3 separate regions of the Homo sapiens genome follow, and all the other regions are linked to region 3. A link is a loop called in an ENCODE intact Hi-C map of the cell type or tissue named here. Cell type or tissue: dorsolateral prefrontal cortex. All regions are shown on one strand.

What was found. A loop is a pair of places that touch in the nucleus more often than their neighbours do. Peaks named below come from ENCODE experiments on the same cell type or tissue, not always from the same donor. Only the 100,000 strongest peaks of a DNase experiment are listed, where the experiment ranks them.
Region 1: it touches region 3 in a loop (2.8-fold over the local background); 5 of 110 quality-filtered maps call a loop at or near these places.
Region 2: a loop joins it to region 3, with 4 times the contacts of the local background. A loop is called at or near these places in 4 of 110 quality-filtered maps.

The regions. Positions count from the first base shown.
Region 1 is chr5:133,606,646-133,614,645 of GRCh38, reverse strand. FSTL4 (follistatin like 4) reads left to right here and starts at 2,105. Exons shown (of 16, transcript NM_015082.2): 1 at 2,105-2,321. RefSeq lists a silencer at 3,374-3,423. In dorsolateral prefrontal cortex, CTCF peaks have their summits at 3,340 and 3,540 (motif pointing right); DNase peaks (open chromatin) are centred at 2,065, 3,122 and 3,505; H3K4me3 peaks cover 3,694 bases; H3K27ac peaks cover 1,341 bases; H3K27me3 peaks cover 1,931 bases.
Region 2 is chr5:133,975,927-133,983,926 of GRCh38, reverse strand. VDAC1 (voltage dependent anion channel 1) reads left to right here. Exons shown (of 9, transcript NM_003374.3): 6 at 2,971-3,198; 7 at 7,906-8,000. Among named protein-coding and RNA genes, the nearest start is that of C5orf15, 11 kb to the right of the region's middle. In dorsolateral prefrontal cortex, a CTCF peak has its summit at 3,873 (motif pointing right); no DNase peak of the experiment used is centred here; H3K27ac peaks cover 2,577 bases.
Region 3 is chr5:133,864,844-133,872,843 of GRCh38, reverse strand. No RefSeq gene overlaps it. Among named protein-coding and RNA genes, the nearest start is that of WSPAR, 45 kb to the left of the region's middle. In dorsolateral prefrontal cortex, CTCF peaks have their summits at 3,279 and 3,488 (motif pointing right); DNase peaks (open chromatin) are centred at 3,083 and 3,503; H3K4me3 peaks cover 1,222 bases; H3K27ac peaks cover 814 bases.

The sequences.
Region 1 (8,000 bases), 260 kb after region 3:
TTTTCCAATTTGGGGTGTACTATTAAACAAAAAATTACACTGAGAGGTAAAAGCACAGAGCAATTCAAAGAGGTGTCAAGGTTACTGGCATCTGATGCTGCTTCCCTGGAGCCTTGTTTTATTTTGTCATTCACACTTCACCTTTCTCATTCCGAGGTGACTTTTAATTTCACTCTTATTTTATGCACAGTAGTTAAACAGCTCACTTCAGATGTTAGCATTCTCTCTAAGGAATATTCCATACATCTGGTTTGCAGCAACTACCTTCTTCTCCTTCTTTGGGAAGCGTGTAGAAGTTCAGTGCCTGTTCACTGCATTAAACAGAGCTATTTCTGATCTTGGTCAACCTATAGACCCTGATTTACATATGACCTTGAGTTACTAAAAAACAAAAAATACACAAAGTCCTGCTTTGATTATGTAATAAGGCCACTAGGTTGACTCAGGGACTTTGTGATCAGAGCTGAGAATAGAAATCTGCTTTTCCAAATACCTCATGTCTTAGAGGAGAGCCGAATCCAGCCTCTAAGCCATGGTGTACGTTCCTGACCACAGACTTAGAATTACATTTCAGAGGGAGGCACAGCACATTTCCAAACTTCCCTGCTTCCTTTTATACTCATTTTCTCTTTTCTGTTTCCCAAGATGAAAAGTGCCATCCCTTCCCCAGTCCTGCCATGGAGAATCTGGCCCCTAGCCAGCCCCAGAAGTTCAGTCATGGTGGCCTTGGCAAAGATTCATAGTCAAATCTGAGAGAGGATCACACTGGCTAGGGCCCAGGGTCACTGAGGATGTAGTAGCCTTTATCCTTCTGAGTAAAAATCATGGTATCCACATGGGAAGTCAACCAGGTTTTGTCCAACCCCTCATTTTACAAGTGGGGAAACTGATACCTACAGTAGAGATACGATTGGCTCTGCATTACATAGCTTGGCAGTGATAGAGGGAGAGCTGGACCCCAGACCAAAACTGTGTGATGCCAAGACCGCGCTGGCCCATTCACTGCTGTATCTCTAGCAACTATTAATAGCACAGTGCCTGCTGCATTGGAGGGGTTCAGCGGCAGGAAAATCTGTGGAAGGAAAAAACAAACGTAATATCTCTTTCTTCAGGTCAGCCTTCCATTATTCTTCCCCTTTTCCTTATATTTAACTAACTTCATCCTCAGAAAAATCCCCTCTGTCACCTCCCCCCGGCCAGGAGAGATTACAGAGGCATGGACAGAACACTGTTCACCTAAGCCAGGAAGGCCCCTGGTGCCCACGCAGCCAGAGCAGGAGGCAGGCCCTCAGAAAGTCTCCTGGCCATCAGCCTGGCCTGGGTAGGGGCTCCCTCCTAAGTTTCCTGCCAGACTGAGGCTACGTATGACCATTTATGGGCCCCTAGTTGTTACAAAGGTGTTTCCAGTTCATTCGGGAAGGAAGACTGATCTCAAAAGCTGCTGATGTTAAAGAGGGATTCAGAAAAGTTTGGGAGCCCCAGGCTTGGGGATGGGATCAGGATGGGGAAATATCCTGTTCTAAGGGAGAAGGGACCCTCTGGGCCCAGCTAGGTCAGGTAGGCAAATGTCACTTGGGATTGCCCCTGTATGCCCTGAATGTCTTAAGATTCTGTAGTTGGAAGAGGGAAGATTCAGAAAAGAGAAAACCTTTGCTGTTTCCCAGGTTGTTGGGTCTCAACGGCGGGGGATTTCACCCACTTTGTCCCCAGGGACAGCTCTCCTGCTGTGGTGTACCGGCCCGCCTGGACTCCACGAGCAATGGCCGCGGATTCAGAGACCCCCTGTGCGCCTGGAGAGCACAGCTTTGGGGAACCTGGCCCGGAAAGGAGCCTGGAGGAGAGCAGAGGTGAAGAGGGGCTGTCACTTGCCGAGCTCCACGCTAGCCAGAGGCAGGAGCGCTACGCTGGCCCTCCTCCCTCCGGGCCCTAGATGGCCCCAGCGCTCCGGAGTCATCGCGCCCCGCGTGCGCGCCCGCCTGCTCCGCGCACCTGCCGTGGCCGCCGCGCGGGTCTGACCGGCTGGCGGGCGGGCGGCGCGCACAGGTGGCGGCGATTGGGCAGGCGGGGCCCAGAGGGTGACGTCACGGGCTCCGGTCCCGGCGGCAGAAATAGGGCAGCCGCGGCGGCGGTGGCACAGCAGCGGGCAGCGGCGGCTCAGGGAGCTGGAGCCTCAACAGCCTCCAGCGAGCCCGGGACCCGCCGACAGCCCGAGAAACCAGCCGAAGGACGCGGGGCGGGGTCGCCGCCGCCGCCACGGGGTGCTCCCTCCCTCCCGCCCAAGTCCGGCCACCTGGTCTTCCCCTCGGCCCCGGCCGTCTCAGGTACGCGGGCGCAGCTCCCAGCGGGCGCGGGGAGGGTGCCATGTCGCTGGCGCCGCCACCAGCCGGTCCCGCTGCACCCCACTGGGGTCCTGGCGCCCGCGGCCCCGCATCTTGCTGCAGGGCCCGGCGCGGGCGCTTGCTTGTCCTTACTGCCCGCGCCGGGAAAGCCAAGTTTGCCCGCGGGGAAGGGACCGCTGGGCCAGGGCTCGGCAGGGCTACCCCGGCCAAGGCCAGGACTCGAGGAGAGGCTGGGACGCCGAGGCTCGTGGCCGGGGTCTACGGTGGGGACCGGAGTGACCCGGTTGGCACGCGGGGCGCCACGCAGAAGCGCTCGGGCCGAGCCCGCAGCTCGCGCCCGGCTCCGAAATCCTGCAGGCGCCGTTCTTGGGTTCAGGACCCCGAGCGGCCCCGGCGGAGCCAGGCGAGCGCGGCCCCTCGGCCCGGGCCCGGTGCCCTTGGCTCCGGGTTGGGGCGCCGGGCAGGCATTCTCAGCACCTCCTCCCCGCGGCTTTGCGGGGAAACTTGCGTCTCCTCGCTGCAGCCCAAAGGGCCCGCTGCGCTTCGCCTGGCCCTGGCTTCCCCGGGGTCCGCCGCATGTGAGGCTGGGGAGGAAGGAATCAGGGCACGACCCGACTCCAGGCAGCCTGCGGCGCTGCTTGTGCGTAGCCGGCCGCGGTCCAGAGTGAGCGGCCCGGGGTACCCGCTTGAACGTGTCTAGGGAGCAGTGTGTTGGGGGCGTTCAGCGTTCGGGCTGGGGGCTTGGTCCTAAGAGAGCTTGCACTGTGGATGATCTCCGCCCTCTTTGCGCCCGCAAAACAAAGACGAGTTCTGAGTTTCAGGAGGGACCTGGACGAGGCAGGCACAGCACTCTGCTTTCGGCGCCTGTCGCCTCGAGTTTGGGGACGAGCTGACGCTAGTCTTTGGGGCTCCCTGCAGCCGACAAAGCGGCGCCAACCCCAGGCCTGCCACCTGAGGACTTTGTGCCCGCAACTCTTGCGGGAGCGGAAAGCCGCCGAGGCAGTGGGGTTTCTTGTTTTCCAGAGCGCGGCGAGCCTCCGCGCGGCGCGGCAAGTGCACTAGGAGTGCGCGGGTCAGCGGGGCGGGCCCGGCGAGGTCGGTGTCGCGGCTCGAGAGCGGGTGCCGGGGCGCTGTCCAGCAGCCCTCGCTCGCGGCCGCGGGCCGCCGACACTGATGAATGGCGCGGCCACAGCCCGCCGCTCCCCTCTAGGTGTCGCTTCCGCCGAGCTTTCCTCCAGTGAAAAACAGCGCCGGCAGCTTGGTCTGTTACCTTCGTAAATTTGTTGCAAGCCTGTGCACCAGGAATTGTACTAGATGGGGCCCCCGAGATACAAACATCCGTCCAGGTTCTCTGGGCCAAACGTAAACAGAATTTCAATAGGTGGTGAAGTAACTGCCAGCCAAAATGTTCACCGGGAATGGGCCTGTGTCACAATCTGTGAGGGGAAAAGACGGATCAGTGAGCGACTAGGACTCTTCTTGAAAGTCCTAAGTTATTTTCCTACTGCCAAATTTAGGGGAAACCAGCGATGCTTTTTAATAGTGTCTTCTTAATCCTGGGAGCCAGGCGCCAGTTTCTGTGCCTGCCCCTCTGGCCCCCAGGACAGACTCTGGGTCTGGTTGGCGGGGGGTCCACCTGGGAAGGGAATGGTCGGAGGTGTGAGTGATGCAGCTTCTGAGACTCCAGAGCCACAGCAACTCTCAGGCAGGAGCTCAAGCCGGACATACGAGCAGATGCCCTACAGGGCACGTGTCTGCTTCCCATCTTAGCGTTGTGAGAAGGAGGCACTGCAGCATCACTAGACCATTTCTGCCATACTCTGCTAAATGTTCGCTTTTTCCCTCCCATCCTAGGAAAAAAAGGCACCACCCTCTCCAAAGACTTCAGACTGAGCCAAAGTTCACATAAGAAAATAGTCCACTTTGATGTAATGTATTTAAATTGCTCGTTAGAGTTGTCCTAGTGCTTTTTTCTCTCTTAGACTTTTATGATCATCCTCAATTTTTGTTGATTCTAGGAAAGCTCTTTTTCTTCTGGAAAAGGCCAGCTTGTTTTTCTGGGTATTAGGAGAACTTTTATCCTTTCGGCTGTGCCCTGGAGGTGGGTGAGGGAAGAGGAGGTTGGATTTTTCCACCATGACCAGTCAGTCACTGAGGACTTTTTTTCCTTTTACTAAGGGCCGTAGGACTTTTTAAATGTGACCTTCACGTTATGATCTTTTGTTTGACTTAACACTATATTCAGAGACTAGCATTGAATAGTCATTGTTTCATAAAACTACCTTAACTCCTACCTTGCCTTGTTTGAGTGTTTCTCTGCAAACTCAACCTTCTTGAGTTGCTTATGTGCGGTTAGTTGTGTGCTTCCTAGCTTAATGCAATTAGATATTTCAAGAGCACATCTTTCTTTACATTTTCTGTCTCAATGCATAACATAAGGCATGGAATTTCCAATAAAATAGAACTGCAATCAAGAGCATGTGGTTCTTAAGAGGTATGAGCTGAAGGTTGTAAGGATAAAGGTTATTGGAAGTCACATGTGTGTCTGTGTTAAACGTCAGAGTAAATAGGAATAGAGATTTATACATGGCACATAGAATAATGTAGCCATCTAATTTATCAAGTGTTGGGGAAGAATTAACTAATGATATAGAGTAGATAATTAATAGGAAATGCAATTTAACTTCATTAGGGCTTGCTGCAACGTTAGCTTGCTATATCTCCATGCCTAATTTCCCTGGGTTGGTGTTTTAGGGACTGTCTTAGGAAATCTGTACCACTTTCTTTTTTTCTAAAACACTCACATATCAAAACTAGGGTCGTAAGCCTTTGAGAGGTTCCCGTACAGCCTCCTGGTTTCACGCTGGGGTTGATGTGGCTTTTTTTCCCCCTTTAAATTTGAGCAGACATGCAGAAGAGAATTCCACGTTGTATTCAGTCAGTATTTGGAATTCCAGAATCCCAGTTGATTTTTATATGTTGATTGCCAACATGCCATGTATGAAATGCTACACACCTACAGTGTGTGTAGGGCAGACACTTTTTCATTTGGAAAGGTTGAGAATGCAGATGCTTCAGGGTCACAAATCTGACTGTTCTCTTCAAGGCTGGGTGGCATTGCTTGGTTCTGCCAAATCATCTTTGTAATTTCTGGTCCTGTTGATTACAAAAAGAAGCCATTTCTGTATGGCTAATCCTTAATGGCTAGTCTGGTAAAGTTACCAAGTTCTGGGAGAGAGGCTGAGAGAGAGAATGGATGAACAATGCCACCGAAACTCTGAGGGCCAGAATTCCCATTCTTCCCAACAGGGCTGTTTCCTGGAATAGAAAGAGAAGTTTGTATTAAACCCATTGCCAGTTTAATGGGATTGCTTCTCTCTGGCCTATGAACTTGGTCAATAAAGACAGCTTACATGCCTGTGTGCGTTCTCTGGGTGGGGCAGATTTTGGTATTTTCATATGAATACCTATTTCTCCCTAACAATTTGCATTCCTATTTCATGCTTTTTCAGCTTTCTTCAAAAAGCAAGTCAGTATTTGGAATGTTACATCATACTAACCTGTAATACCTCTGTAATTCTAAATACAGATAAATAATAGCACAGATATTAGCTTATTTTAGAACACCTGAAAATCCTGTGGTTTTCACAAGGAGGTAGACAATCTAGTGGAGGTCCTTCAGCATTGAGAAAAGCAAAATCTGCCTATCTAAACAAAGAATCCAAACTCCCACTCTAGATGTAAGTGTGCCATAATATAAGGAACCAAACAGTTGCCCTGGGGGCAGGATGCCTGGGTTCCAGTTTAGGCCTAGCCACTGATTTGTCCTTGAACCTGGGTGGATTCGTCCACCTTCTGGTCTTCTGGTGTCCTATCTATGCGGCAGCCAGGTTAGCACCAGGTTCTCCTGACTGGGGGAATGTCTGTTGAAGCTCTGGTAGGAAACCACAGGGGAAGCAATGAAACACCTCCCTTCCAAACAAGATGGTTAAAGCATCAAGTCAGTGTACTTTATGACTTGTTTGGAACAAAAGGTAGTCTCAGCTCTTTATATGGGGACAGTCCTAGGTAGATTTATAATTAATACTTAGGGCTTAGCAAGGATTGAATGAAACTTATTAATCTAAATTGATCTCAAAAGGAGCTCTAGGTTTAAAAGGGGATTTGTGACCTTATGGATGGCACCTTCCCAATTCTATAATGGGGAGATTCTTGCATTTGCCTCTATCTGAAGGCCAGTAGGACTATTTGAATTTGAGGAGTAATTAATTTGTTAACAGATTTACTTCTCCAGAGTGACTAGCCTTATGATGCTGGTGCTCTCCGTGAGCTGAGGGGCATCGGCCTGGGATTCTGTGCATCTTTTTATGGTTCCCCTCCCTCCCTCCCTCCCTTCTTTCCTTCTACCGTATTTTTTCTTAGCCCATAAATAGAGCAGCAGTGAGGACTGAGGAGAGTCTGCCCAGGGGCCCCCATCCCGGGGTAGAATGTGGGAATTAAGGGTGAGCAGCTTGGCTCTCTGCCCTTGGTTGGAGCCATGAGGAGGAGAGTAGCTCGTGGCAGCTTTCAGAGGAAAGGAGAGTCTCGGGGCCAGGGCCTCCTATCTTACTGTCTCTAGATTTTCCCCATTATACTAAAAACAACTGTTTATCAAAACAAAACAGGCAGGACAAAACAAAACAGACAGGCGGCAGCAGGTGGGAGTTAAGAGAATAGATGTCGTGGGTCTACGTGCCTGACTTGGAATTTCAGTTTTGCCACTTGTCTGCCACATGGCCTTGGCAGAGTCCTTAACCTCTCTGTGACCCCATCTCCTCTTTCATCTGATTGAGGGATAATCATTGCCCCCATCATGGAGTAGAAAAAGGAGGGTTATGAGTTAATACCTGTGAAGTGCTTAGAACAGTGCCTGACACATCGTAATTGCTATATAAGTGTTAACCAAATAGATAGTCTCTATTTGATTATTAGACAGATAATCAAAATTGATTTAGACCCAATATTAATTCCTTTTTATGAACTGAACTGTCATAAAACTTGAGCTGTAAATTTCCAGGCTGTTGGTGCTGTAGATATAATGAATTGTCAATCACCGTTAAGTATAAAATGACATCTAAAACACATCCACAGTGCAAATGAAATCACAGCTAGTGGTAGACAGACTGAGCTAAACTTTACAAACAAGCTGCCCAGGAGTATTTCAGTAGTTGGCCTGGCTCATGTGTTTTCCTGTTTCCAGAGTTTTCCTGTTTCCAGATACAATCTTACAGGAAATATAAACACAAACCAGATAAAACCAGTGGCAACTCCAGGCCAAGCTCCAGGCTTGGATCTTGGGCCTTCTGAAACACAACCCAGAAACCAGCAGTCTTGGTGCATCCTCTTATGAACTGATTTGGCGCTTGCCAAAATCACAGTTGAAATGAATATATTTTATTTTAATGCTACCCATTAGTACCAAAACATAAAACATAATTGATCTTAGATTACAAAGCAGATTAAAAGTTAAATACCAGATTTTGTGGCTTATGTATTTCATAACTCCAAGAGTTGACATCTGTACATTAACTAGAATAGATTTGGATTATCTTGCTGTTTTTCGTTTATGTGAGCTAGGAGACATGGAAAGGGAGAAAAGTAGACCTTGCTCTGTGTGTTTAC
Region 2 (8,000 bases), 110 kb before region 3:
TGAAGCAGGAGCAGGCACATCACATGGCAAGAGCAGGAGCAAGAGAGAGAGAGTGGTGGGGAGGTGCCACACGCAAACAACCAGATCTCATAACTCATTATTGGGAGGACAGCACCAATCCATGAGGGATCCACCCCCATGGTCTAACCACCACCCAGCAGGTCCAACACTGGGGACTGCATTTCAACATGAGATTCAGAAGATACAGCATCGAAACTGTATCAGTGGTGATTTTGTTTCAAGACGGTGTCACTCTTGCCATGGAACAGGCTATTTTCCTACATCACTTGGGAGGGGTGCTGGCTTTATTTTCAGCTGTGACCTCTAAAATTCTTGTCTCATTGAGAATTTGGAATTTTTAACCTTTATTTTTTTTTAATGAGAAATCTGAAACATACAAAAATATACAGAAAAATATGTTTAACCCTCATTCTATTCCTATCACACAGCTTTGATAGTTACCAACCTGTGGCCAATCATGTTTTATTTATACAGCCATAAATATAACACTCCTCCACGCACATACTATTTTAAGTAAATAACAACACTTAATTTCAGCTGTAAATATTTTATTATGTATCTTTAAATGGCAATAATCCATTTTAAAGGAGCATAACCATGATATTATTATTATATTGAAAAAAGTTGATCATTTCTTTTTCTTTTTTTTTTTTTTTAAAGATGGAGTTTCACTCTTGTTGCCCAGGCTGGAGTGCAATGGTGCGATCTCAGCTCACGCAGCCTCCGCCTCCCGGGTTCAAGTGATTGTCCTGCCTCAGCCTCCTGAGTAGCTGGGATTACAGGCATGGGCCACCACACCCGGCTAATTTTGTGTTTTTAGTAGAGACGGGATTTCTCCGTGTTGGTCAGGCTGGGCTCGAACTCCCGACCTCAGGTGATCCGCCTGCCCCAGCCTCCCAAAGTGCTGAGATTACAGGCATGAGCCACTGCGCCCAGTGGATCATTTCTTAATATTGTCAAATCTCTAGTCTGTTCAAATTTACATGATTGTTTCATGATTTTTTTTTTTTTTTTTGAGACTGAGTTTTATTCTTGCTACCCAGGCTGGAGTGCAGTGGCGCGGTCTTGGCTCACTGCAACCTCCACCTCCTGGGTTCAAGTGATTCTCCTGCCTCAGCCTCCCAAGTAGATGAGATTACAGGCATGTGCCACCACACCCAGCTAATTTTTGCATTTTTAGTAGAGATGGGGTTTTGCCATGTTGGCCAGGCTGGCCTTGAACTCCTGACCTCAGGTGATCCACCCACCTCGGCCTCCCGAAGTGTTGGGATTATAGGCGTAAGCCACCGCACCTGGCCTTTTGCTGTTTTTAAAATAACAGGTTGGTTCTTTAGTCTTTAAAGATGACAGCTATGTGATTTGAGCGTTATTATAATTCTTTTTTTTTTTTTTTTGAGACGGAGTCTTACTCTGTCGCCCAGGCTGGAGTGCAGTGGCGCGATCTCGGCTCACTGCAACCTCTGCCTCCCGGGTTCAAGCGTTTCTCCTGCCTCAGCCTCCTGAGTAGCTGGGATTACACACGCCCACCACCGCGCCCAGCTAATTTTTGTGTTTTTAGTAGAGACGGTGTTTCACCATGTTGGCCAGGCTGGTCTCGAACTTCTGACCTTGTGATCCACCTGCCTCAGCCTCCCAAAGTGCTGGAATTACTGGCATGAGCCACTGCGCCTGGCCCCGAGTGTCATTATAATGCCTAGAATAAACATACTGTTTAATATGTTTCAGCCTATTGCTAATATTTTTCTTATTGAGGCTCACATTGCTCCATTGTCGAAGCCCTTGGGAGCCTCTTCAGGTTACCTTGTAAGTCCTTTTGCCTCCACCCCAGTAGTCTTCAATAGCTTTGATAGATGTTTTAGGTTACTGTGTACATTTCCTGCCTAAGATCTGTAGTTGGCCATTTCTCCAAGGAGCACTGGTTCCATTTAGGAGGAAATGGTCTAGGTGCTGAGGATGAAGCATTAATCTCAATGTGAATAAAGCTAGAAGTGAACAGTGCTGTGTAGTCCTTGAGGCTCTGAGTGGATCTGGTTCCTCCTGTGGTCTCTGCTGAGAATGCAGCTTCCTGTGGGAGATGTCGATCTTGTAACTGAATGATAGAGACAATCAGATAAAAATGATCCATGTTGTATTTGTTGGATGTGATCTTGTTCTCCAGTGTGTACTTTTGGTAAAAGACATGGTAATAATAGGTCTGCAGGTGACACTATTCACCTGCTCTTCCTAAGGGATGCTGGGTCTTGAGGAACCGGCAGTAGAGACACTGAACTGCTTATAGACTCACATCTGGTATCATCAGGTTGGACCTGGGATACTGTCTGGCTAACTAACACTTCCTGGCCCCCATGACTGCAGAGTTCCAGGTTCTACATCAGTACCCGGTTCTCTGAAATATGTACTCATTGGGGTCTCATGAATATGGAATTGAAATCCATTTTACTGTTGTACTCACTTAGAGGGAACATAGCCTTTGTTTCCTTACTTAACCATGTGAGCCACAGAGTAAGAAGAAAACCGTCTCTTTAAAAGCTGCTATTTAGGTAGCTGCCTTCATGGCAGATAAATCTTTTCCACAGGTTTGGAAAATATCAAAGATGCATCTGTTTCATAATTACATGGTGGCTTTCTACCTAATGAATGCCTGTGTAGGCTGCTACGTTAAGCATACAAAGAGGATAGGAGAAGAAAGTTACTTCGTATTTATTTTTCAGGCTTTTCCTGTCTGTGTTCTCACTTCGTTATTGTGGGGTTTCTGCAGACTGAGTCCCTGTGGAAGAGAGGTTGTGTCCTGCTCATTGTGGTACAGCAGTGGCTTAAGGGAGAACTGGAGCCCTGACTTCACCCCCACCCCACTCCCTTTATTTGACCTGGGATTAAAAAAAAAAAAAAGACAACTTGCATTTCAAGGTGAGTTAGCTTCTGATCTTAATATAACTTATTTTCCTTCAGGAAAAAAAATGCTAAAATCAAGACAGGGTACAAGCGGGAGCACATTAACCTGGGCTGCGACATGGATTTCGACATTGCTGGGCCTTCCATCCGGGGTGCTCTGGTGCTAGGTTACGAGGGCTGGCTGGCCGGCTACCAGATGAATTTTGAGACTGCAAAATCCCGAGTGACCCAGAGCAACTTTGCAGTTGGCTACAAGACTGATGAATTCCAGCTTCACACTAATGTGTAAGTGTACATGGGGGCAGCAGGGTGGGAGGGGTGGGGTTGGAGCATGTGTGGTAAGGGGATTGCTTTTCACTGTTTTTTTTTTTTTTTTTTTAAGAAAGCCCAGTTTTTAACCACTGTAAAGTGAGTTTGTTGGCATTAGATGAGCCACATGGCCTGCTGCTATCTTTTGTTTCCCACCTACCCATTTCCTGGAGTGTCTTAGATCCTTTCCACTCTGTGAACAGTATATATTGCCACAGGTACACAAAGTGGCTGATTAATTACAGCAGGGACATGGTGTCAGTCCAGAGCGTGTCCATTCCCTGCAGTTTTTGTTTTAGTTAACAAAACAGCTCTCTTTCTCTGTCTAATGCCTGAGGATTAGCCTGCTGGGCTTGATGACATGTAGACATGGTAGACAAATTTAGGAGCTGATTATCTCAGTTACAAACTATCTTCTCTGTACAGTGAAGCATGTAAAAGTAACTATTGGACAGTATGGTGAAGGGAAACAGTGATTATAGGTTAGGAGAGAGCCCCTTGAGAATTGAAGTAGATTGATGATTTAAGTTAAGGGAAACACATTTCATTCATGAATCTTGTTTTATCCATAAACCTTGTTTTATTTAGTTTCATGAGGAATTAACCTGTGACAGGCACAAGCTGGGTGCAGAGTTACCATGTTTATTTCTTTCCACTAGAGGTCACTAAAGAAGTAACTTCTTAAACTTAAGGCAAATCAGTGATATTAATGTGTAAACTAATATTTCCATTAATAAATTTTTTGAGGAATTTTTATCATTAATTTGGAATCTGTTACAGCTAAAAAGTCACAGGAAAACTATAGAGATGGACAATCTAGTGGTTGGCAGGGGGCGGGGAGGGTATGACTACAAAGCAGTGACTGAGGGAGTTTCGGGGAGGGAACTGTTCTATATTCTGACTGTCGTCATGGTTACATTAATCTGTGTACGTGTGTTAAAATTCGTAAAAATGTATACCAAGAAAATATCCATTTTGGCCGGGCGTCGTGGCTCACGCCTGTAATCCCAGCACTTTGGGAGGCCGAGGCGGGTGGATCACGAGGTCAGAAGTTCAAGACCAGCCTGGTCAAGAAGGTGAAACCCCATCTCTACTAAAAATACAAAAATTAGCTGGGCGTGGTGGCGGGTGCCTGTAATCCCAGCTACTTGGGAGGCTGAAGCAGGAGAATCGCTTGAACCTGGGAGGTGGAGTTTGCAATGAGCCGAGATCACGCCACTGCGCTCTAGCCTGAGCAACAGAGCAAGACTCCGTCTCAAAAAAAAAAAAAAAAAAAAAAAGCAAAGAAAATATCAATTTTATTATATGTTTAATTAAGAAGAGGTGAAACATACTAAAAAGCTATAGGAAACATACCACATGCATAGAAATGTTTTTGAACGTAGAATTCTGATTGGCATGGGAAGTGTTTTCCTTGGTTTGAAATTGGGCATTGGCACCAATTCTTCAGTACCAATTCTAGGAGGAACAATGGCTGTTAGCCATTTCCCCCACATATCTGAGCTTCAGCATTTTAAATAAGCAACAAGTGGGTATGGTTTATTTTTGGAACCAGCGTGAAGGCAGCTGACACAACTCATCTGGGTTGCCCTGGTGCTTGCAGGGGCCCAAATGCATAACAGAAATTCTTTGTGCTTCATATAGATGAATTTGAACAGTTCCACCTGTGTATTTATTTATTTATTATTATTATTTTTTGGTGACAGGGTCTCACTCTCTCACCCAGGCTGGAGTTCAGTGGCACGATCTCTGCAGCCTCCACCTCCCGGGATTAAGTGATACTCCCACCTCAGCCTTGCAAGTAGCTGGGACTACAGGTGCATGCCACCACACCTGGCTAATTTTTGTATTTTTTGTGGAGGCAGGATTTCGCCATGTTGCCCAGGTTGTTCTTGAACTTGTGAGCTCAAGCGATCTGCCCGCCTTGGCCTCCCAAAGTGCTGGGATTACAGGTGTGAGCCACTGCATCTGCCTTCTGTTTATGGTTTTGAAAGCTCTGTACAGGAAGGCAGTATTGTGTTCCTGGTTTTAGGATATTCTGAAAAGTCTGGCCTTTTTTAAAAACATGTAAGCCCAAGAAACTTCCCCATTTGAATATATTACTAAAGTCATTCAAAAATCTTATTTTTGACAGGCTGCTGTTTTATTGTAGCATACTTGGGCTGTCTACAGAAGACAGGATTCTCTGTGAATCAGGCAGTGCCTGGGTCTCCCTGTACTTTCTAGAAGCATAATGTCTGTCTCGCTGAATTTCATGGGGAAACGAAAATTTACAATGTGTGGCTCATACGTGTAATCCTAGCTACTTGGGAGGCTGAGGCGGGAGGATCACTTGAGGCCAGGAGTTTGGGACCAGCCTGGGGAACATAGAAATACTCTGTCTCTAAGAAATTTTTTAAAAATTAGCTGGGCATGGTGGCAACATGCCTGTGATCACTTGAGCCCAGGAGTTTGAGGTTACAGTGAGCTATGATTTTGCCACTGCTCTCCAGCCTGGGAAACAGAGCAAGATCCCATCTTGGGGAAAAAAAAAAAAGAAAATTTAGAATGTATTCTCTGATTTAGGGAGAGTGTCTTGTGAAGACTAGAGTTTTTGTTCTTAGGTCCTGAAGCCCTTTGCTGGATTCCAAAGTACGTGGGCTCTGACTCACAGTTAACCAATGCCATTTCCACTGGAAATGCCCACAATGATGAGGCAGAACTCAGACACTGATTTTATGTTAAAGATGTTTGAGAGGGTCTAGGCAGGCTTGAAGACCATCTGATGCAAGGAGGATGGTCATTCCTTTTTAAAAAATTGCAGCATTAAAATTTTTCTTAATTTTTTTAATCAAAGGAGTCTGAACCCATGGTTGTAAAATCAAACAGTACAGATGGGCCTATGAAAAGCAGTGATTCCAGCCTGCCTCAGCCTGCTCATCCCAGCTCCGCAGTGGCAGCCACTTTAACTGTTTTTGTTTTCTGTGGTTCCCTCCATGGAGAAGGTTGCTTCTGACCAGGCACCAGTATGCACTGTGTGTATAAACAACAATCTGAAAGCAGTAATGAGAGACAGTCTATGATCTGTGCCGACCCCAGCCCGACAGAGGACAAAGTGTAGACTCTGAGCTCTTCGTATGCCTTTTTAGGGGTGGCAGTGACTGCAGAGTTTGTATAGGCTGTTCAGCTGGGTGGGGCAGACTTTCAAATTCTGAGAGCTTAAGCAGGGCCCCAAAAGAGGAAGAGGAGAATTTGAATGACTGAAGAAGGGAAAGGGATATTCCCAGCAACTGGAGTCATTCAGTGTGTTTGTAAGAGAGGAGGGAGCTTGGCCAGCTGGGGTTTCATTCTGAATGTTTTTGAAAGAGGGAGACATTTTATGATGTAGCAAAAAGCTCCCTTTCAAATCCTGCCAGGCTTAGATGTTGCAGCATGGGTGAGGAGTATGCACAGGTGGACGAGATGAATTGTGGATTAAGCTCTTTTGAAGTGCTGCTCCTCCAAGAGGCTGGGTCAGTGCCAACTGTATCTCCCCAGCAGTGGCTGCAGCAGGTTGTGCCAAGGGCTCTAACTTGCCTTCTGAGGCATATGTGCAGCCCCACCTTTCTTGCCATTTCTGGCTGTGTTCTCTTCTCATTTTCTTCTCTTTCCATAACATTTTTTATTTTTACTTTTATTTTTTGAGCCAGAGTCTCACTCTGTCACCCAGACTGGAGTGCAGTGGTGAGATCTCAGCTCACTGCAACCTCTGCCTCCTGGGTTCAGACGATTCTCCTGCCTCACCCCCCCAGGTTGCTGGGATTACAGGCACCTGCCACCATGCCCAGCTAATTTTTATGTTTTTAGTAGAGACAGGGTTTCATCATGTTAGCCAGGCTGGTCTCAAACTCCTGACCTCAAATGATCTGCCCGCCTTGGCCTCCCAAAGTGCTGGGATTATAGGCATGAACCACTGCACCCGGACTTCCATGCCATTTTTCTGGTAGAATCGTTTATAAAAGTAATAACATCAGTAGCAGTAAAAATAAATCACTCAGAATCTCAGTGCTCTACTTGCTGCTTCTTTTTTTTTTTTTTCCTTATAGAGACAGGATCTCGCTCTGTTGCCCAAGCTATATCCTGGGCTCAAGCAGTCCTGCTGCCTCGGCCTCCCAAAATGCTAGGATTACAGGCGTGAGTCACCACGTACCCCCTCTCCCCTGGCTTTTTCTTTTTTTGTTTGAGACAATGTCTTGCTCTGTTGCCCAGGCTGGAGTGCAGTGGCGCGATCTCGGCTTACTGCAACCTCTGCCTCCCAGGTTCAAGCGATTCTCCTGCCTCAGCCTCTTGAGTAGCTGGGATTACAGGCGTATGGCACCAGCCCGGTCAATTTTTGTATTTTTAGTAGAAACAGGGTTTCACCATGTTGGCCAGGCTGGTCTCAAACCCCTGACCTCAAGTGATCTGCCCATCTCGGCCTCCCAAAGTGCTGGGATTACAGGTGTGAGCCACTGTGCCTGGCTAGGTGCCTGTTCCATACTTATCAGACTTCCTGTAATTTAGTACCTGTTTTGTGAAATTTGGTGAACTTCTGACTTCCCTTAATACCAGTATTGGTTCAGTCCATTTCTGTCATCCCTGTCTTCTGGGAGACTTGGGTGGATCTGTCTGGGCTGCAGCTCACCTCCCTGGGAAGCTCAGCATCTGTCCTGTGCTTGTTTGCAGGAATGACGGGACAGAGTTTGGCGGCTCCATTTACCAGAAAGTGAACAAGAAGTTGGAGACCGCTGTCAATCTTGCCTGGACAGCAGGAAACAGTA
Region 3 (8,000 bases):
CCCCACCTCTGTCTAGACTGCTGTTCTCTAGCAGGTTTTCAATCTAGAATTTTGTCACCATCAACCAGGGCATTCCCTGGACCCTGGATTCCATTTTTTTCGGATCATGCTTTTTCTTGGATCTTTCTCTTCTTTGGGGGAAAATATTTCTGGTAACTTCCTGAGAAAGGGTGAAAAGGTGGTAAGTGTGTTTGAGACCTTGTTTATCTGAAATGTCTTTATTCTAGCCTCATATTTGATTGACAGTATGGCCGACTCTAGATTGTAAATCATTTTCCCTCAGAAATTTGAAGGCATTGTTCCATTGTCTTCTAGTTTCCATTGTTGTTGAGACATCAGATGCCTTTCAGATTCCAAGGTTTGTATTTGAGCTGCTTATTTTCTTTGGAAGCTTTTAGGATTTTTCTCCATTTCTGTGTTCTGCATTTCATGATTATGTTCCTTGGGATATTTTTGTTTTCTTTTTTAGGTATAATTCATGGTGCCATGCACTTGGAGAATCCATAAAATCTTGAAATACAGTCCCTTTAGTTCTGGAGCAGTGTCTTATATTATTTTTTATAACTGCATCCTCTCTGTTTTATTTTCTTTTTCTGTAACTCATTAGTTGAATGATGGACCTCTTAGATTTATCCTTGAATTTACTTATCTTTCTTATTGTCTACTTTGCCCCTAATTTTAATGGAGATTTTCTCTATTTTTCAAACATTTTATTGATAAAAACATTTCTGCTCTCATATTTTTAATTTCCAAGACCGTTTTTTTTTTTGTGAATGTTCTTTTGTTCGTTTTTGTTTTTTGTTTTGTTTTGTTTTGTAAGAACTGCCAAGCTGTTTTCCCAAGTAGCTGTAGCATTTTGCATTCCCATCAGCAATGAATGAGAGTTCCTGGCACTCCACATCCTCACCAGCATTGGTGCTAATGTTCTGGGTTTTGGCCATTCAAATAGGTGTGTGGTATCTCATTGATTCAATTTGGAATTTCCTTCCTTCCTTCCTTCCTTCCTTCCTTCCTTCCTTCCTTCCTTTCACAGGGTCTAGCTCTGTCACCTAGGCTGGGGTGCAGTGGCACAATCAGGGCTCACTGTAGCCTTGGCCTCCTGGGCTTAAATGATGCTTTTGCCTCAGTCCTCTGAGTAGATGGGACTACAGGCTACTTAAAAAAAAATCTTTTTTTGAGATGAGGTTTCACCATGTTACCCAGGCAGGTGTTGAACTCCTGGTTTCAAATGATCCTCCTGCCTTGGCCTCCCAAAGTGCTGTGATTACAGGCAAGAGCCAAGTAATAACAGTGCTTGGCCAAATTTGTAATTTTTTTTAATGACATATAATGTAGGGCACCTTTTTATATGCTTATTTGGCATAGCTTTGATGAGGTGTCTGTTGAGGTCGTTTGTCCACTTTTCAGTTGAGTTGTTTATTTTCTTATTGTTGAGTGTTAAGTTCCTCCTGTTTTCAGCCCCACCTATGTCTCTGCCTTCTGAGGAAGTTGGTGCTCTCTCAATTCCTGGGTTTTCTGGATTCTGAATGGACTCACTCATGCAAACTGAGGCTTAGGTTTCAGCTCCTTCTGATCTGCTAAGTCAGCTCTTGCGTCTGCTTTTCAGCATCCAAAGTCTTGTTGATATAACTTGTTTTCTACCATGTTCTCTCTTCTTTGTCCTTGTGGGTTTCTGTCACTTTAAGATACTGCTATTTTAGAGGAATTTTTTTGGGAGATGGGGATTGATATCAGTTTGTACTCCCATCGGCGACGTATGAGTGGCCTGTTTCCCCACACCGGTAGCATGTGTTCTCAACCTTTTGGGTTCTTGCCAATATGGTGGGTGAAAAATGATTCTTGTGTCTCTATTTAAGAGCTAAGAAACCATTCTGTTCCCAGGAGCCTCTCTAGCAGACTTGTTCTCCTGAGCAGTGTCTCCTTGGCCAGAATTTTGCTAGTCATCAGCAAAAGGAATGCAACTGCCCTAATTGGTTTAAGGTTAATCCAGCTTCACATCCTGTTGTGGGGCTGGGATACAGGCCAGCCTTCTTGCTGCATGGATGCCTGGACAGCACCAGGGTTCTGTTAGCAAGGGAGATGTGGTTTGTGGTTGTGTGTCTGTGACTGTATTCCTGCTCTACCCACCTGCTAGGGGCCTTGGCCTCCAACCTGTGCCTCCAAGGTCAGGCAAGGCTGCTCTTAGGTGTCCCCATTCTCATGTGGTCAATGCCACTTGGCTGCCTGTGATGAGAGAATGGTTTTTGGTTGTGGAAATAGCCTGTTTGATGATCAGATCTAAGATATTCGTTGTATAAACCAGGTAAGGGAAGAATCTAGGCTTTAGAACTGGGCAGACTGGGTTCAGATCCCCACTCTACCACTTATTAGCTATGTGACTGCTTAACCTCTCTATACCTCAATTTTCTCAGTAGTAAAACTGAGCCAGGAACTTCTATCTCAGTCCTCATCAGGAGACTGAGAGGTTTGTCTATAGCATGTCCAGCCCAGGGCCTGGCACATAGTGAGTACTCAGCAGGGGACCACCCTGACTCAGGTCTTCCACCTTCCAGAGGGCAGGGAGAATTCTACCAGCTCTGCCCTGGGTCATGAACTCATGGGGGATGGTGATGGGGAGGCTCAATTGTCCCTGTGTCCCCAGACTGAGCACATGGCCAAGCTCACAGAAGGAGCTCAGTCTCTTCTTGTTGAGTAAATAAGACAACAGCAATAAATTAGGGCAAAAGCAGCTGCTGCACATCCTAACAGCGTTCGGCATTCTCGGCCATATTGAGGGAGAATTTCCCCAGATACCAATCTGTATCGAATCATTTACACATGCCATGCCTGCTGATGACTCGCGCTGTTTATCTACAGCATCAGCTCCATATTGATTTATCAATGCCCATTTTGCACAAGGATCAATAGCTTAATTGTATCTCGGGCCAACATGGGGAATACAACCTGTTTGCGATGTAGAGAGCAGGCCTGAGTTGAGAGCTGCCAAAGCCTTTGTTTGCTCCTTGTGAGTCTTCCTGCACACAGTGCAGCTTTAATGGCCAGCATCCAAGTCCCGAGTGACCAGCCATCGTCACTGTGCTGGCCGAGGACCGTTACTTCACCCAGAGGTCAGGACCAGGAGGGACCTGGCAGCTGTGTTGGGTGTGTAAAGAGATCTGAGTGGATGAGGAAGAGGGCTTTGCCTGCTCATGGCCAGTCATCTGGTGGGAAGTGTTGGGGGTCTGTAGCTGACCTGGGCTTCTGTCTTGTGACTTATCCCATGGTGGATGTCACCCCATTTAGCTCTGCCTCCTTGGTCATTTCTCTTGCAGATTGAACATCTCGGAGCAGGGATGCGTTTTGTCTTGTCTGTTCCCCCAGGGTCTGCCACATACAGAGTAAGGGCTGGCTGAATGCTTGAGAATAAAACACACTGTTTTCTACTTTTTCTTGTGGCGATTTTATTAATAGCGGGTCTGCGAGAAGGTGGTGAGGCTCGGGCAGTAGGTGGCGCTCTGTCAAAAGTCTGAGATCCAAGCCCAGGCAGGAAAGCCCGTCGCACGCAAGGGCTTCGAGAATCTACCCAACTTCAAAATTAAACAGGAAATGATGATAAAGCGTTTCGTATTTTAAAAATCTTGACATGATATTGAAAAGCTTTATTTTATAAATGTTAGGGAATTTCGATCAATCAAGTAATATAATATCCATTTATTAAGTACCTACTAAGTGCCAGGTACGGTATTAATTAGCGTATTCATTCTGATGGAGCCTTCCTTTTTATGTAACATGTCACCCATCGCCCCCATCTAATATTTCTATATTACTTACCTTTGAGAGGAATACATTGATGAATTGCTCTATTAAAAGAGAATAAAGATATTTAAAGTCTTTAATGGGAGAGGAATCACAAAGGAGTTTTTAAGATTAACTTAGAATTGTATAGAACGTTCAGCACATTATGCTAATTTTTTTTTGGAAGTTGAACAGCTTAGAGGGGAAAAGAATCAGCCTGTTCCCATCTTGTTGCAGAAGCTGGGTAATCTATGTCTCATCAATGTTAACAAATATACCCCCTAATAGCATTTTGTGTTCTTAACAGTGAGAAATGCTTCCCTGGAAAATATTATTAGCACTTATGTTATCTTACAGATTACACTCTTGATCAACGAGGGTCCCAGTAAAAATATAATGGCAGATTGCAGCTGATGGGCTTTCTGTTTTTATGTTAGAGATGTCATTATTTTGCAAAGTTGAAAGTATTTGAAAATGCACACAGGCACATGCATGCATGTGCACACACACACACACACACACACACACACACGCATGCATACATACCCCCTCCCTTCCCCACCCCCTGCCCCACACCTACCAGAGCCCAAGTTGGCTAAGAGCGTGGGGCTGGGACGGGTTGTAGTTTGCAGGTCCCAGACAACTTCCCTTCCATGTTAAGAAAGTTGGGGGAGCAGGCAGAGCATGGAATGGAAATGGTGCTACCTTCCCCAGGATGGTACTGGCCCGGCTCTCACCCTGAGCTCTGCATACTTGCTCACTGGCCATCTTCCAAACTGGGCTGTTGGCTCCATGAGGACAGGGTGCAGCGTGTCTGGTTTCTGCTGTTCCCTCAGCACCCAGCACTGTGCCTGGCACACCTAAAGGCCTCAGTAACCCTGGATGAGCCGAGGTACTAATATTTAATGTACAGGACAAGTGATCAGAGAGGCGGGCTAAATGTCACCCAGGGACCCAGCGAGCAGCTCCCCCACTGCCTGGGCCACCTTTTGAGGTCATGAACAGGATCCCAGGCTCTGGCTGTACTTGAGGGCAGGACTGTGGCCTTGGAAAGCTTACTGTAAGGACGAGCAGATGGCAAGATCTGCCTGGACTGGGACTGAGTGAGCTGGAGACGGCTTCTGGAGGAAGTGGGGCAAGTTATGAAGAAGAGGAGGGAAAAGTCTGAGAGCAAGAATGAGATTAGGGTGTGTGTTGCAGGCCTGAGGATAGGGCAGGGCAGGGAAGAACCTGACTTGATGCGAACCCAGGCTTCCGGGCCCCAAGGGATCTAAGTTCAAGGCTCCACTTTCCATCCCTTTTATCCTTGGAGGAGTGCTTTGGGCTTTTCTCCCCCCAGGAGCCTCTTCTCCTTTCTCAAAGGACCATTTCCCATCTGCAAAGTAGGGCATGCGGTCAGCTGTGTCTCTGCAGACTGTAGTGCTGGCCATCAGGGAGTCTGTGGACATGTTTCCACCTGTGTGTTCACCATGTGTGTCATGAAGTAGCTGCTGCATTTCCCTGAGGGTGGCTGTGTGTGCTGAGCAGGGAGGGAACTCCCCCAAGGAGCTCACAGTCCAGTGGAGGAAACAGAATCGGCTCATGGGATTATGTGGTTCAAGCGCCACTTCAGGAGTCTCATCCTTAAGTCTTTGTGTTCCCAGACCAAGTACACAGCTTGGGCCTCAGCAAGTCCTAATCTCAGTGAATCGAAGAAAAATCATAGGGGTGTTGGGGACTAAGAGTAGGGGCTGGAGCTGAGCCACTTCTTACTAGAAGTATGGGCAGGGTTGATAAACAGGAAGGGGAATGGCATTCTGGGCTGAGGCAGTGGCAAGGACAAAGGCTCAGAGATAGGAAAAGACGACAACGTTAGGAGTGATCCAGGCTGTCTTGCATGGGGTGCAAGAAGAGGGGCCAGTGCCTTTGAGGTCAGATCACAGGGGGCCTGAGAGGCCAGAGCAAGGTGTCTGCACTTGCTCCTTCTCTGTCTCTCTGCTTGGGGATTCTGAGCAGGGTATGTCCAAAAGGGGGTGGCATCCTGTAGGCAGAACTATGGAGCCCTCTGAGGTTGGAGCTGCTCCCCCACCTGGAGGGCTGAGCGGTTGGAGAAGGGATTGGAGGACAAGGGGCTCCAGCCTAAAGCTTGAAGCCAGGGAGGGCTAGCCTCTCACCTTGCAGATGCTGAAAGGGACACTACACCTTATTCTGGAAGGAAAAGCAGTACCTGGGGAGTGTGACGTTGGCTTTCTGGGTTTCCGGCAGGGCCAGGGGCTGCCTTATGGCCTTTCACCCCCTCAGCCGGGGATGGAGCTCAGGCCTCCGGGATCTGTGTGAGTCCAGGACGGGGCAGTCTCTAGGCCCAGGCAGTGTACACAAAGAGGGGAAAGTGAGGACAGATACTGCAGACCCCATGGGTCCCTCACATCCCTGTGGCCCCAGGGTATGGCCTCTGCATCTTCTACAGAGCTGCCAGGGTACGCTTATCCTGATGGGGGCTGTGTTGTAGGAGATGGGCCAGTAAGGGGTGGCAGCCAGTGGGTAGGCTGCCAGGATTTTCTGGGCTCTGGGGAGTGCTGTCCCTGGCTCTTACGGGAGGGAGGCAGGGAAGAGAGGCTATGCTGCTTATGGAGGCTCACGCTCTCTCTCCTTCCTCGGGTGAGAAGCAAGCCCAGGCAGCAGCGCAGCAAGGAGGAAGAAGACCTCAGTGCTGTCTGAACTCTGTGCCCCACTCCCTTGGGGAAAAAGTTGAGTATCCTATTAAATTACAGCTCTGCAGAGCTGTGCATATATTTAAGAGTGAGGCACTAAAGCGTGGAATAGAAGAGTGTGTGTGTGTGATGTGTGTGCACGCCTGTGCTCTGTCTAGCAGTGGGCTTCACTGCAGAGGGTAATTGGATTTGAGGGGTATCATATCTTTAGTTTCCTAAAAATGCTGCAACAAATGACTATAAACAGTTCTGGAAGCCAGAAATCTGAAATCAAGGTGCAGGCAGGGCCGCCACCTCCAGCTGCTGGTGGCTCCTAGTGTCCTTGGGTCATGGCAGCACAACTCCCGTCTCTGCCTCTGTCTTTACACGACTGCCTTCCCCATGTCTCTCTCTGTCCATTTTTTGTCTCTTATAGGGACATTCTCATTGGATTAGGGACCAGCCTAACCCAATATGATCCCGTCTTGGTTTTTACCTCAACTATTAATATATCTGCAAAGACTCTCTTTCCAAAGCAGGTCACATTCTGAGGTTCTGAGTGGACATGACAACCCACCAGAAAGGGGGACCCTTGTCTGTCTGTATCTATAAGTCTCTTTTCTTGAGGTTGTAATCTTCCTGTGAGCCAGTTCACCAAGGTTATCAGAACTAGGCAAGGAGAGGGGCTGGGACTCTTGCCATTTGGTAAGTAGACTTCCACTTCATTTATCTTTAGGATGAGCCCTGCACTCAGCTGGGCCTGGGGTCCCAGAAAGCAGCCCTTGGGGACCAGCCTGTCTTGAGGGCAAATTTCCAGCCTGCCAGAGACAAGTGGGGAGGTGGGTGTGGTGAGCAGCTCTCAGCTGTACAAAGCAAGGAGGGCACTGGGGATCCAGTGCTTCTTCCACAGATTTCCAGCAGCCCCTCATTGTGCAGTGCCACCTTCCCCCACCTCTCACAGGCACTTGGGCCTCTCATTCCAGAGCCCGGGTGGCATTGAGGAGGTTGCAAATCAGCTGCTTCCAGACTTCTCCACTGCTGGCTTCGCCTTGGCTTTCCCTGGTCGGCTATGTCAGTCACTGTTTACCCATCTGCTTTCCAGCTGCCTAAATTTGGATGCCATTTGCCTCCTATCCCATTCACATCTTTGTGGGCGTCACCCTTTTACTGTCTCTTTCTAAAATCTGCCAGTGGGCTCTAATCACATTCAGAATGAAGCCTGGACTCTTACCACCTTCTTCTGGGCCTGTGGGAGCTGCTGCTGCCGCTGCCTCCAGCCCTCTCCTACCCTGAGCCTCCTCACACACCACATGCCTGCCTCCAGGGTCCTCAGCTCATCCTTCTCATCCTCTCTCCTGAAAAAAGTCACTCTTTGGAAAGATCTTCCTGACCTCCCTCCCATTAATCTTATTGCTGTGCCCCATGCTGCCCAGCAATACTTTGTCTTTCTATATCTGGCTTGTCCACTCATCCCTCCAGACTCTGCACCCCTCGCCACCTGCTCTGGGCTGGGAAGCTCCCATGCATGGGCCACACCACGGGGCTCCCTTGCCTCCA